Regions from separate parts of the Homo sapiens genome. Here all the other regions are linked to region 3. Evidence: chromatin contacts called from ENCODE Hi-C or POLR2A ChIA-PET data. All regions are on one chromosome and are shown on one strand. The core of a region is the stretch at or near the end of the contact, and the rest is flanking DNA. Distances in the headings are between cores, read along the strand shown. Region 1 holds the start of GMPS (guanine monophosphate synthase). Region 2 overlaps KCNAB1 (potassium voltage-gated channel subfamily A regulatory beta subunit 1). Region 3 holds the start of GFM1 (G elongation factor mitochondrial 1). Region 4 holds the start of C3orf33 (chromosome 3 open reading frame 33).

Region 1 (3,371 bases), core at 795-3,294, 2.8 Mb after region 3:
GCAAACTGATAAGATTATCTTTGTCATTCCAACTAGAGCAAAACAAAGAAAAAATACCAGTTAGGAAAAAGAAAAATCCTCTTATATACTCTGGAAACAAATCTTATACTTTTCTGTCACTTAGTTTTGTGAAAATACTCCTCTCAAATGCACTATATATTTTTCAAAGCCCATAAATTAAATTTCAGTCCTTCTAACACCAGTTATTTCATCTATCAGCATAAAGATGAATCTTTCCAATGAGTTGTAAGACTCAAAACTAGGCAGAAAAATGCTTTGCAAGTCGACTAGTAATCGGGAAAGAGCTGGACAATGGGGTTTACATTTGCTCCTTAGGTCAGAAACTAAAGGTTTGTGTGTCTTAACAGCTCCCTGGACCTAAGCACCACTGGTGCCTTGGTTTAAAAGAGTTAAAATCAGCTACCTTATAATCTTTTACTCATTGTTCGACAAATACTTTTTGAATGATTACCGGGTGCTAAGCAACCATTCAAGAGGACCTCCTAAGATGTGACCCTTGAGCAGCACCTTTTAAAAAGAATGTTAAAATTCTGCCTGAACAAGGCACTACTATCTGACGTAGAGCACCAAATCCACCTCGAAGTATACAATCCCACCCCCCGAATGAAATTTAATTAAGTTTTTTCCTAAAGCTAGGCCCTCAACAGCGTACAGAGGAGGTGTATCTTAATGAAGTAAATCGCAATTCAAAACTGCACGGTTTCCCGCTGGCAAAACTGACTTAGTGAAGGTCAGAAAGAACTCCAGGCCAATGAAAATTTTAATACAGAGGTGAAAGCGAAGGTGCCCAATTCAAAAGCGGGACGAAAGTAAGAGGAACGGTCTAAGAAAAGTGAGTTGGAGGAGAGATGAGCAGCAGCGGTCAAACGTGCTCTCCCCGCCGGGTACGTCAAGGCGGCAACTTTTCCAGCACTCCGGAACTCCGGACTGCCCAGGCCTCGGGCGAGCTGGCACGGCTCGCGTCCCGGGGAGGGACCCCAAAGGCGGGGAAGCGGGTTACCCCGCAAACCAGCAAGCTCGACAGGGAGCAAGCTGGACGGGGGCGGGACCTGGACACACACCCTTTCCTCTCTGAGAAGGAAGCGGGGAGGGAGAACGGAGTGCGCGACCCTGGGGCCACCAGCCCTCACGCGGGCCTGCAGGGGCGTTGGGGGAGGGGGAAGACAGTGCAGCTCCGAGGGGTTCGTCCAGAACCGGCCTAACCGCCGCGGAGCCCAAGGCTGGCGGGGGGAATGGAGCGGGCCTCGCCGAGGGCAGGCGGGAAACGGGGTGGCGGGAAGACCAGAGGCCGGCCCAGCTCCAACGCCGCACAGGAGGCCCCGACCCTGCCCTGCCTTCGGCGGGCCCCGGGATCGCCACAACGGGCCCCCAGCCTCCCAGAGGGACGGGGTGGGAGCCGAGGAAGCCCCCACCCCGACACGCAGACACACAAGCCCGCTCGCCGCCCTACCCCCACCCTCGCGCCGCGCTCGCGGGCTCTGCGCCCCACAGCGGCGCGGGGGAGGCGGGGGCCAGCGACGCGGCCGCGGGGAGCTGATGCCCTCCCCGACGCCCGGACCTCGACACGCAGACAAGATCAACAAAGCATCGCCGCTCCCGAGATAAAACATGCCACAGGCCCCGACCAGGGACTCTACGACGCGTGGCTGCCCGGGGCGCAGGGCTGCGCGGACGGGCTGGGGGAAGGGGGTGGGGAAGGGCCTCGCGGGGTGGCTCCCCGGTCCGGGAGCCTCGCCTCCGCCGGGATGCGGTGCTGCAGGGACCCCCACGCTGACCTTGGAGTCTCCGTTGCACAGAGCCATCGGGGCCAGGGCCGGAGCCGCGGCGGTGACGGCGACAGTACGAGACGGGGCGGGAGGGTGCCGGAAGGGTCGGCGCCGCGGGCTGAGGTTGAGAAGGAGGCCTGGTCGAGGAGCAGCCGGCAGCGGAGAGGAGCCAGCCGCCAGAAAAGCGCCGAATGGAGCAACAGCAGCGGAGCGCGGGCCCCAGCGCCGCGGGAGAGAAGACCAGCAGCGCGCACGCTGCCCCCGCCTCCTGCTTCCGCCCCGGCCGGCCACTGGGAGGAGCCAGAGCCCGTTCGGCTTGGCAGCCGAGCCTCAGATACCCTCCGCAGCCGCCGCCAAACCGGCCGGCCCTCGAGAGGAGGGGCTCGCGGCGCCCGGCCCCGCCCCCAGCCCGGTCCCCGCCGGCAAAGCCGGCCGGGTCTCCCGCGGCCCGCCCTTGGGAGGAGGAGCCCGCGGCATCCACCGGCTCCGCCCCTCCTGCCCTCGCACCGAGGAGCCCGCCCCGGAGGAGGGGCCTGTGGCGCCGGCCAGGAGAAAAACCGAAGCCGAATCCGAGCTAGTTTGCTGCTGCCGGATTTGCCTGCTACCTTGGATGACTTCGGGAGGCTGGCGGCACCGAAGAGGCCTCCTGAGAGCTGGGCCCCTGGCGGAACTCTTAGCCGGTGGCGTGGCCTTATCTCAGGTTGCTGGACATGAAGGAGGCCAAGGCTGCTTTGGAAAGTTCCGTGGCCATATCTCAAGGATGTCATTGTAGGAACTGATCACTTAGATACTTCAAAAGTTATACAGCTCCCCACAAATACAGCAGGTGCAGTATTTCCAAAGAAAAGGGAGTTTGGGAGTGGTAATCTGGTGAGCAGCTGGCCCAGGGAACTGGTCGTGAAGCTCTGTTTGCACAACAGTGTTTTTATTGGAATTGTTTGTGGGGAAGGGGCTGCAGTCCCTCCACCTACCCCTTGGCAACCATCATGATGATGAGGTGTTACTTTGAATTTGGTTACCTAGAGGCCTAAATCGAGATTGGGGTATAAAGAATAATACTTGAGATGGCTTCCAGCTAACAAAGCCTTTCCACAAATATTTTTATTATAATACAGCCAACATTTTGCTGCAGTCATTCTTGTGTCAGACTGTAGCTAGGGTATTAAGGAGCCAGAGTGAGAAAATACTTTAAAAGCTAACTTTAACCAATCCCGTGAAAGTAGTAAGGTAGGATTGATGTTCTTATCCTTTTTACAAATGAGGAAATTGAGGCTTAGTGAGATAATGTGCCTCTCAGTATATATAGAATGTAAGGCCTGCCCAATCTGGGAAAGTGTAGACAGTTTATTAGTGAAATATTTACAAAAACGAAAGGCTTAAGGTCCTAGTGGGCCTGAGACTTAAGTATTTCGCTTACCTTTTTTTGAACGGAAAATTGAATATTTGAACTCTCCAAAGCCATGGATACTGGCTTCTCTGGGTAGGTCTGTATGCACAATCTAAAGAAGAGTGCAGTAACCAATAGGAGAACCTCAACTTACATAAACATCCACCCCTAATGGAGTGGAATGTGATGTGATATAC
Region 2 (3,585 bases), core at 661-3,160, 2.2 Mb after region 3:
TTATACTTTTGAAGCCAGTGAGGAGCTCCAGAGTCACTGAACAGAGAGTAGGGTAAGAGCAGAAGGGAAAGCTTCTCTTTGTAGAAGAAAACCAACTCCTAAAGAAAGAGGAGCTGATGGAATCAGGAAAGCACCGTCTCACAGCCCTCCTTATAAAAGCGGACACAGGCAGGGATCCTTGGTGGGTGCTAAAACAAGGTTGTGGGGGACAGGCTATTCACATAGTCTCAAATAATCACATTCTAGGTTATTTATTAGTTATAAAGTTAAAGAGGTACTGTCACAGGGGAGAAACCTGGCAGACATCACTTGAATCGAGTGATCAACCTGAACAGGACCAGCAATGGGATGCAGCAACCCTCCTGGGCCCTCGGAAAACAGTGTGGAAAATACTATGGAATAGTATGCAGACAGAAAAAAGAATGAAATCATGTCCTTTGCAGCAACATGGGCGGAGCTGGAGGCTATTATTCTAAGTGAAATAGAATCAGAAAATCAAATACGTCATGTTCTCACTTGTAAGGGGGAACTAAACAAGGGCTACACAAGGACATGAAGATGGAAATACTAGACAATGGGGACTCCAAAAGAGGGGAGGGTGGCAGGGTGGTGAGTCTTAAGAAACTCCCTATTGGGTACAATGTTCACTATTTGGGTGATCAGTTCACTAGAAGCCCAAAGCTCAGCATTATGTAATATACCCATGTAACAAACCTGCACATGTACCCCCGAATCTAAAATAGAATAAAATAAAAAAATTTAACAGTCATGACAATTAAATGTACTGCAGGATTCATGCCCCCCCCAAAAAAGCAAAACAAATAAATCCTATAAAGGACATTTTAGAAAATTTGAATATGGCTTGAATATTCTTGAGTATGATGATTGTGTTATGGTCATATAGAAGAATGCCTTATTCTCAGGAGATACTGGAGAAAATATTTATGAATGAAATGTCACAATGGCAAAGAACAAGAGAGGGAAAAACAAAGGCAAAATGTGGCACAATTTGGTAAATGTAGGTGAAGAGTATTGGGTGTTTATTCTTTCACCATTTCTATAAGTTTTTAATTTCTCAAAATAAAAAGTTGGGGGAAGAAAGAGCTATGGAACAAGCTCTTGCACACTTCATTTGAAAGTACAAATGGAGAACTGGCATCTCACTCTAAAATGTCATTTCAATTGTTTCTTGGTGTCTGGCTGAAACTTTGATTATTACATCTTCCAAGGTTTATATATTCCTAAAAGTGTAAACATATGTAACAACAACAACCTCAAAATATTTGTGCAGGACAATTACAATTTATAACATGTTTCCACTTATCTCATTTTGTCTTCACAACAATCTTGGAAATAGCTAGAATATTTTTATTCTTCCCATTTTACAAATGAAAAACTGAGAAGCTGAAGGTCTGAGCAACTCAGCCAAGTTTATATACCTAAGACTAACGCCCTCACCTTCTGATTGCAGACCTCATATTTTTTTAGGACACATATTAAATATTCAGGAGGGGGGTTAACAAAACCACTTACTCTCATTATTAATACTTCCTTTTGTACAGAAAGTAAGAGAGAGACTCGAGGGTATTTGTTTATCCCCGGCTGTCTGAGAATTTTCGATTACCCTGACACAGGTGGCTCTGCTCACTGCATTCAATCAGCATGCCAGTAAACCCTCAGAGTGTGTTGCTGCTAAGTCATGTTAGTCTCCAAGTCCTCTGCATGTCACTGCAGATCTGCTGCAGCAGATCGAGGAACTTACAGAAATGAATTCTCCTGAGATCCAGTCAACATCCCCTCAGAATATGGAGTTAAATTTTGTCACAACTCCAAATATCTCTCAGAGAAATGACAACTCACAGAAGGAAGTGCACATGAGTCATAAACCCACAGCCCCAGAATACTAAGCAGCTCTGTTTTTCACCTGACAGCTGGGGTGAGCAGAAGCACTCTCTGTTCTCCCTCTCTCTCTCTCTTTTTTCTTAACTAAAAACAACTTAAGGGAAAAAGAAGAAGAAGAAAAAAGCATCCTTTTGGAGCTTGGTGAAGTCCACAGACTTGTTGTGAGAAGGTACAATAGTCTCCCAAACATTTGGCCCACCTTGTTTTTCCTTTTTTAACTTACTGAATGATACAGATTGAATCTCTTCTGCCTTCGCTGTTGAGTAAAGATGTCATGAAAGAAAAAAAAGGTGGGGGAGGGAGGAGAGAAAATAGAGGAAGTAAACTGCATAGCATATAAGCATATCCTTCTTTAGAATCTTCCCTTCAAACCAGGACTTTATGGAATAAGGTTGGGAATCACTGATTTCCAAAGAAAGCGGAAAATACAACACCAGATGAGTACAATTGTTTTTCTGGAGTATAGTTTTCTTTAAAGCCAGCTCTTCACATATTTTCTGCAGCCTTGGCAATTGTTAACTTCTCAGTAGTTCTAGTAAAGGTAATTTCTCTAAAGCTCTTGTTCTTTCTATGGAACCCAGTTGGAAAAGATCATTTGTTAACCAGGGGCTCTGTTCTTATAGATGCATATCAGAATGATCCACAGTCAGAACTTTGTGGGCCTCTTGTTAATGCTGGAAATTTTTCAACAGGCCTGGAAGATTTGCCGGACCTGAGGCAACATGTCAACAACTGAGAGTGGTGAACTCTGTAATGTGCCTTTGCTGTATGACTTAAGATTATTCAGTTCTGCTCAAGAAAGAAAGTGAAACAAAGAAAGAGGATAAATGAAACTGGGTGGAGATGCAAGTAGCTTGTGAGACATAGGCAGAATTTATATGATGAGCATGGTAAAACTAAGTGGATTAGTAACCCCTGAGTCATAGTGGCCATCAACAAAGTAGAGAATGTGCATGCTGAACACAGATAGGAGGGAGGAATGGAAAGAGGTGATATTGACAACATATCCATATGCATACGACATCAAACATTTGAAATATACTAAATATAAATACATAAAATATGAGAACTTAAGTCTTCAGTCAGCCACCCATTGGTGACCCCCATTCTAGCCACAGAAATCCTCTGTGCAAGGAATGCAAATAGTCCTTAGCTGTTCATCAGGCCAAATGATGAGCTACAGGTCATGGCCAGGTGGGCTTGTCCCTGTGTCTTTCCAAGTATACTACTGACCCGGGCATCTTTTCCTTGCTGAGCCCCTTGCTGAAACCTCAGATTTGACCTATATAATCACACCACGGAGAAGGTCAATGTGGTAGATAGAGAGAACAGGTCACATGAGCACTGTGTGTCCCAAGATTTAAGTAGCTGGGTTCTTTCTCCTGCGTGAATTCTAGTGTAATTATTTTAACTGTCCCTATCTCTTCCCCTCTTTCTTCTCATAATGTGTTTTAATTGATTTGATAAACCATGTGACTCATGCATCTTAATTTGTTGTGTTAGCCTTCTTCTTTGAGACCTCTAGGATAACCTGGTAGTAGACCTGGAGACTACAATTGCATCAAGGTAATTTCCTGCATAAAAAAATTACAGCAGTACTATACAAACAGTAATAATAACAAAAATGGTAGCTCTAAATTTCGAGTAGTTACTAGGCAACATCCTAAGCATTTTGTGTATATT
Region 3 (3,284 bases), core at 708-3,207:
CACAAATTTTCAAGAAAACTACATAAGGATGAAGTGCTCTAGGTCCTAAGTTAGTCTTCTTTAATAGGAATTCAGTGTTACACTTTTGAGTATTTGACAATCAAAAACTAATTGGGTCACAGTAAGAGAAAGAACCAAATGTGCTTTTGCCAAAGAAGCTGCAATAAAACCAAGAATCCAACTCACCAGGAGTATCTATAATGTTAATATTGACATCTTTCCACATGGTGTAAGTGGCTGCTGACTGAATAGTGATTCCTCTTTGTCTCTCTAGTTCCATGGAATCCATGACAGCACCAACTCCATCTTTACCTTTCACCTAAACACAAGCACAGCAATTCAGACTTTCTCTGTCCCTGCATTCCAAGAAGGAAAGAAATCTTAACTGAAATGGAAACAGTTGCCAGGTGCAGTGGCTCATGCCTATAATCCCAGCACTGTGGGAGACTGAGGCAGGATGATAATTTGAGCCCAAGAGTTTGAGACCAGCCTGAGCAACAAAGTGAGACCTCTTCTATAAAAAATAAAAATAAAACCAGAACACAGATACTTAACTTAAGCAACTTTCAGATAAGCCTAACTGTCAAAAGTCCGCTGTTACCATTGTTTTAATCTTTCAGGTTTATAAGCTTTATTAAATAATAGCAACAAAACAATTAAAATCTGGTTCTAATTAATCCGGAATCAACCGTGAATATATACCTCATGCATCTTTGCAATTCTGCCAGTGTAGTAAAGGACTCGTTCTGTTAATGTAGTTTTCCCAGAATCAATGTGAGCTGAGATTCCAATATTTCGTATTTTTTCATTAGGAATCACCCCTGATGAAGACCATCGGCAGGCCTTCCAATTAACCTGAAAAAAATACGAGAGCTCAATTCTATGCACCTTTTATAAGAGAGAACAACAGACAATTAAAAGGAGTATGGTGGACATTATTCCTCCAAGAAATCTCACTGGATATGAGATAGCTTGAGAAAGGCACCAGGGGAAACCTTTAAGCCTGGAACTCTTGTAATCAGAGGACAGACTTCAAAACAAGACAGTAAAGACGTATTCTTTTAAAATTAATTAATGAATAAGTTAAATTTAATTAAAATGGGAGACACTTTTTACTGCAGATTTGAAAATACACACTGGGGCAGATAAAATCACAAAGACAGCTCCAAAAAATACTTTAATAGAAAATACAAATTTTAGCTTAAATTTAACTTAATTTTTTTCCCTTTCTCCTTTATTGTAGTTCACAGATGACAAATATGTTTGAGAACTTATATGCTCTATGCAGTGATGCTAGTAGCTCCAAGACAGCCCCCAAAGATTTCCAATTCCCTCCAAACAAAAACAATTCATGAAGCTTGTTTTAACTTTACTCTGGTGGCAGGGGATGGGGATCCCTATTAGATGGAATGAAGATACAATATAAACCTTTCCCTATAGGACTGCACATCCAAAATGCACAATTATTCACGGGAAAAGAGAGGCAAAAAAAAAAAAAAAAAACCTTAGAAAAGGTGGATAAAATATCAAAGTATCTGAGTGACAGACACTTTTAGTTGATTAAACCCTAGGGATACCAGAGAGCGAAACAAACGAGCTAACGAGCTAATGTGCAGGCACCGAGGTGCTTTTCAGCACTGACGAGCGACTGCCAGTATTCGGAGCTGTCAGTCATGAGGACCCAGGGGGTGTCACGGCCTTCCATTGCCCAGAAGGGATCACAAGGTTCCGGGAATGGTCCCGATTTAGCCTCTCTATGCTCCGGTACCTGCTTCCTCTGCCAGCCTAGGGAGGCGGGGGCCCTTCCGCGCCCCAGAGCCGCGACGGCTGCAGCTCCCAGGAGTCTCATGGCAAGCGCAGAGCACGCGTCAAAGTCCCGTGGCGCCGGGTGGGTTCAGCTGCCGGTAACGCACCGGGAAGCGGTCAAAGTCACGCCGGCAGCCAATGTTGTAAGAGCACTTCCGGGGCAAAGGACGCGAGGAAAAAGAGAGTGAGGAAAAGAAAGAAGAGCAACTGGATTGGAGGCGGAGCAGTGCCTACGCTGCTCGCGCGCCGTCTGCCGACTTGGAAGAGAAAGTGCAATCGCTTTGCGGAGCTAAAGAAGTGTTTGCTCCCAGTAAGACGGCATAGGTATATGGGTGAGGGAAGGGAGTCCTTTTGTCTTCGTCTTCTTTTTTAAATATTACCTCTGTATGAAGATACAGAATTTAAACATGGTTGTTAGGCCTATAAAGCAATGTGGAGAAATGTATATAACAATTTAAGTAGAAAAGAGCAAAATTGTCTATTACAAATATTAATAGGTATATATATGACATGGCCTGAAAAAGAACGTGGACAAATTATAGTGAATGAACTATCAATTACAATTACAAATACTTTTCCTCATGTCAAAATGTTATTTGTTATTGTTCGATGTCAGACATTTCATGTCCTGTCCATGTGGAAGACTGCATCCTTGACCATTCTGCTTGGATGTGTTAAGAGGCATGTTGAACCTAACAGGTCCAAAACTGAGCTTCGGATCTTCTTCCCCAAACCTTCCACAGTCTTATCCATCTCATAAATGTAAACTTTAGTGATTCTAGCCAAAAATATTAGTCGCTTTGACACCATGCTGTGACATCTCCGGTCTAATCAGTCAGCATATCCTGTAAGCTCTACTTTCAAAAAGACATCCAGGGCCGGACGCGGTGGCTCACACCTGTAGTCCCAGCACTTTGGAAGGCCGAGGCGGGCAGATCACGAGGTCATGAGATGGAGACCATCCTGGCTAACACAGTGAAACCCCGTCTCTACTAAAAATACAAAAAAAAATTAGCCGGGCGCGGTGGCGGGCGCCTGTAGTCCCAGCTACTCGGGAGGCTGAGGCAGGAGAATGGTGTGAACCCAGGAGGCGGAGCTTGCAGTGAGCCGAGATCACGCCACTGCACTCCACCCTGGGTGACAGAGCGAGTCTCAAAAAAAAAAAAAAAAAAAGAAAATCCAGAACTTACTTCTCCCCACCTCTCAGTACTGCCGTTTCTGGAGGGAACTATTGTAATAGCCTTGTAACCGATCTCACTGCTTCTATCCTTGCTGTTGTCAGTGGGCCGGTTCAGGTGCTTGACTTCACCACACAAAAGAATTTGAAAGCAAGTACAAAGTAAGAGTAGGCAAAAAAGTTTATTGTAAACCAAAAGTACACTCTGAGAGGCAGAGTGGGCTGCTCAGAAGAGAGACAGACAGCCTTTAGTATCTCTAGGGAATTCCCTTTATGGGTGAGGCAGGAGAACAGGGTCTAG
Region 4 (3,661 bases), core at 24-2,523, 2.8 Mb after region 3:
TTATTTACTTTCTATTGGCTATAACACAGAGACAATACACTCCTTGAAGCCACCACTCATAATATGTATTGTTAGGAATACAACATAGTCTGTTTTGACTTTTAAAGGTAATATTTGCATAAAGTAAAAAAAAAAAAAAAACTCCAGTAGTATAATTGCACTCTCCAATATAATAGCCACTAGCCATATGTGACTAAATTAATTAAAATTAATAAAGTTAAAAATTCAGTTCCTTGATTTCAGTAGCCACATTTCATGCAGGCAATACCCACATGAAGCTACAGGACATTTCTATCACTGAAAAATGTTTATTAGAGGTGGCAGATTGTGAAACCTCTTGCCCTTTCCTACCTTCCGTTTCCCGGGGTAGTCACTGTTACTAGTTTCTTGTATAGTATTTAGTATTTATTTATTTTTTTAGATGGAGTCTTGCTCTGTTACCCAGGCTGGAGTGTAGTGGCACGATCTTGGCTCACTGCAACCTCCGCTTCCCAGGTTCAAGCGATTCTCCTGCCTCAGCCTCTTGAGTAGCTGGGATTATAGGCGCATACCACCAGGTTCAGCTAATTTTTGTATTTTCAGTAGAGACGGAATTTCGCCATGTGGGCCAGGCTGGTCTCGAACCCCTGACCTCAAGTAATCCGCCCGCCTCGGCCTCCCAAAGTGTTGGTATTACAGGCAGGAGCCACCACACCCGGCCTCAATATATATTTTTATTACATAAATGTTACCATATTATTTGCACTGCTCTGTATCTAATTTTTGTTTTATTTAAAATGTATTAACTACTGTTTTCTAACAGCTCAAAGATTTAGAGCATGTGATATTAGGCTTTCAGAGCAGCTCTTAAAACTTTAAAGCACAATTTGAATATAAGAAATATGCATAGGTTTCAAGGACAGGTCGTATTTGGTTAAAAAATATGCATATGCTGTTCCTTGGGAGCAGGTGGAAGGAATGAATTACTTCAATTTCCTTCCTTGTGTGGCACCTGCGAAAACCACGTTGCAGCTGAGTGAATTGAAGTCACCAGCTGACAATCATCCTACTAGCTTGATAGGGAATGCTTCAGCCCCCACAGTGCTGCTCAGAGATCTCCTGCATCGTGGAATCACCCTGCATAAAAGCGGTTGGGGCACTGTTAAGACGTCTGATATCTGGGGCCCGCCCACTGGCGACTGCAGGTCGCGGGGCCACCCCGGTCCGCGGGGAAGGGGACCCCGCCGCCTTCCCGAGGTGAGCGGCGCCCCCTGCCGCCAGCCGGAGGAGCTCAGGGCCGCTCGCAGGAGGCCGGGAACATGGCGGGGCAGCCCGCGGCCACCGGCTCGCCGTCTGCCGACAAGGACGGAATGGAGCCCAACGTCGTGGCTCGGATCTCGCAGTGGGCAGACGACCACCTGCGCCTAGTCCGGGTACTGGGGCCACGCAGTCTGGGCGGGTGGTGGGCGCGGGGCGGCACAGAGCGACCCTGAGAACAACGTGAGGCCTCAGGCGTGGATCCCGCCGGGGCCGGGGAGCGACAGAAAACTGCGGGGGAATGAGCTCGAGAGGGCGACATCGCGAGTGTCGTGTGTGCGGGGCTGCAGAGGGCCGGGGGCGGGCCAGGGGGCCAGTTCGGCCTCATTATTACAAGGACTGTTCTGGATCCTTGCTGGGCTGTAGGGGGCACCTCAAAGGGTGAGACGCAGCCCAGCTCGGGGATGCCACCTGGTCCATTAGAGCATTTGGGGAGGGCCCAGAGAGGAGACCGAGGAAGAGCAGGGAAGTCCTGTACGCCTTGGGAGAGAGCATTTCTAATTTTTATTTATTTTTAATTTTATTTTTTAGGGACACGGTATTCCTCTCTGGCCCAAGCTGGAGTGCAGTGGCACGATCATAGCTCACTGCTGCTGCTCCACCCACTTCGGCCGAAAAGATCCTCCCACTTCAGCCTCCCGAGTAGCTGGAACCACAGGTTGCGTGCGCTACCCCATCGACTACTTTCTTTTAGAGTTAGAGACTGGGAGTCTTGCTATGTTGTCCAGGCTGTCCTCCAACTCCTGGCCTCAAGTGATCTCCCACCTCAGCCTCCCGAATAGATTTCTTTTTTTTGAGACAGGGTCTCCCTCTGTCACGCCTGGAGTGCAGTGGCACCATTATGTCTCGTTGCAGTCTCCACTTCCTGGGCTTAAGCAATCCTCCCACCTCAGGCTCCCGAGTAGCTAGGGCTACAGGCACTTGTCACCACACCAGGCTAATTTGTTTTTTGTTTGTAGAGGCAAGGTCTTCCTGTGTTGCCCAGGCTGGCCTTGAACTCCTGGTCTCAAGAGATCTGCCCGCCTCGGCCTCCCAAAGCACTGGGATTGTAGGCATCAGCCACTGGTGCCCTGCCTTTTTTTTTTTTTTTTTTTTTAAGTGAAGCACTAAGCCTCTGGAGTTGAAGCAAGAGAGGGACATGTTAGGCCACCAGGCAAGAGAGGGTTGTGGCTAAGACACAGAATTGTGGTGATATGAATTGTTTGGGTGTGAGGTACAAAGAAAGAGGTCCAAGGAGGCTGGTAATAGTTGCTGATAAGGAGAAGGAGTTGGAATAAATGATTTATTGGGGAAAATCTAGAGAACTTTTTGGACACGTACATGGAGATGTGCAAATTTGGAGATCATTATTAGACTTCTAAGCAGAATTGTAGATGCTGTCCTTGGCAACTGGATATGGGGTCCGGTGTTGAAGGGAGATCAGAACCTGACATAGAACATTGGGAATGACCTGCATAAACCTTAAGTAGCATTTAAAGCCGTGGGCTTGAATAACATCTCAGAGCAAGTGAGAAAAGCTACTGAAGAAGCCCTAGAATTTGGGGGATTATAACATTGAGAATCTGGGGAGTAAAGAGGAGGTCAGCAAAGACTAAGAAGAAGCAGACAGTGAGGTAGTAAAAAAGTCAAGACAGCCAGGTGTTCTAGAAGCCAAGTGAAGAAAATGTTTTCAGAAGGAATCATTAACTTTAAAAAATAATACTGGAAAGTTGAGTAAGATAACTTTGCAAATGCTCTACAGCCAAGCAGCACAAAGTCCAAAGCCATGCCTGTTTTCACTCATCATTGTAGCCCCAGTTCTTAGAGTAATGCCTGCTACTTAGTAAGTGCTAGATAAATATTTGTAGCATCATTGAATGGTAAATAATATATGTGTTAATTGGTGAAAACTCATTTCTTCCAGTTAAGCAGTAATAGATGCATGGGTTATTTCAAATTAAAAAATGACTTCAGAAGGATTATGGGAGGAAGTTGTGTAAATTAGAACATAGTTATAATATTACAAATAATCCAATCACAGAACCCAGAGTATGTACCTTTGTGCATATTTTCAATCTCATTTCCTTTTTCTTTTTTTTTAGACCAAGTCTTGCACTTGTCCCCCAGGCTGGAGTGCAATGGTGTGATCTCGGCTCACTGCAACCTCTGCCTCCCAGGTTCAAGTGATTGTCCTGCCTCACCCTCCTGAGTAGCTGGGATTACAGGTGCCTGCCACCAAGCCTGGCTAATTTTTGTATTTTTAGTAGAGATGGGGTTTCACCATGTTGGCCAGGCTGGTCTCGAACTCCTGACCTCAGGTGATCTGCCCGCCTTGGCCTCCCAAAGTGCTGGAATTACAGGCATGAGCCACTGCGCCGGCCTCTTT

What was found. A loop is a pair of places that touch in the nucleus more often than their neighbours do. ChIA-PET counts read pairs that join two places held with the same protein, here RNA polymerase II (POLR2A). Pooled maps may share reads with other maps.
Region 1: a loop to region 3 is called in a map of CD8-positive, alpha-beta T cell, with 10 times the contacts of the local background. The contact joins the promoter of GMPS here to the promoter of GFM1 in region 3. A Hi-C loop is called at or near these places in 3 of 168 maps with a recorded cell type or tissue (CD4-positive, alpha-beta memory T cell, CD8-positive, alpha-beta T cell and naive thymus-derived CD4-positive, alpha-beta T cell) and 7 of 50 pooled maps.
Region 2: a pooled map shows a loop between it and region 3 (11-fold over the local background). The contact joins the enhancer-like site here to the promoter of GFM1 in region 3. A Hi-C loop is called at or near these places in 6 of 50 pooled maps. POLR2A ChIA-PET finds 5 or more read pairs at or near these places in 2 of 52 experiments (B cell and activated T-cell).
Region 4: a pooled map shows a loop between it and region 3 (10-fold over the local background). The contact joins the promoter of C3orf33 here to the promoter of GFM1 in region 3. A Hi-C loop is called at or near these places in 4 of 50 pooled maps.

Annotation. Positions count from the first base shown.
Region 1 is chr3:155,869,323-155,872,693 of GRCh38, reverse strand. It overlaps GMPS (guanine monophosphate synthase), which reads right to left and starts at 2,044. Exons shown (of 16, transcript NM_003875.3): 1 at 1,797-2,044. The coding sequence starts at 1,823. RefSeq lists enhancers at 1,251-2,010, 2,550-2,599 and a silencer at 1,190-2,409.
Region 2 is chr3:156,482,761-156,486,345 of GRCh38, reverse strand. The region is part of intron 8 of KCNAB1 (potassium voltage-gated channel subfamily A regulatory beta subunit 1); the gene reads right to left. Among named protein-coding and RNA genes, the nearest start is that of KCNAB1-AS1, 38 kb to the right of the region's middle. RefSeq lists enhancers at 2,472-2,561, 2,592-2,851, 2,085-3,284. Within about 2 kb of position 1,910, at least 16 of the 41 ENCODE cell types and tissues checked have a DNase peak (open chromatin) inside an H3K27ac peak, as active enhancers do; they include B cell, where a contact is called at or near this core.
Region 3 is chr3:158,643,200-158,646,483 of GRCh38, reverse strand. It overlaps GFM1 (G elongation factor mitochondrial 1), which reads right to left and starts at 1,957. Exons shown (of 18, transcript NM_024996.7): 1 at 1,769-1,957; 2 at 703-855; 3 at 187-319. The coding sequence starts at 1,849.
Region 4 is chr3:155,803,890-155,807,550 of GRCh38, reverse strand. It overlaps C3orf33 (chromosome 3 open reading frame 33), which reads left to right and starts at 1,273. Exons shown (of 5, transcript NM_001308229.2): 1 at 1,273-1,412. The coding sequence starts at 1,299. RefSeq lists a silencer at 989-1,338.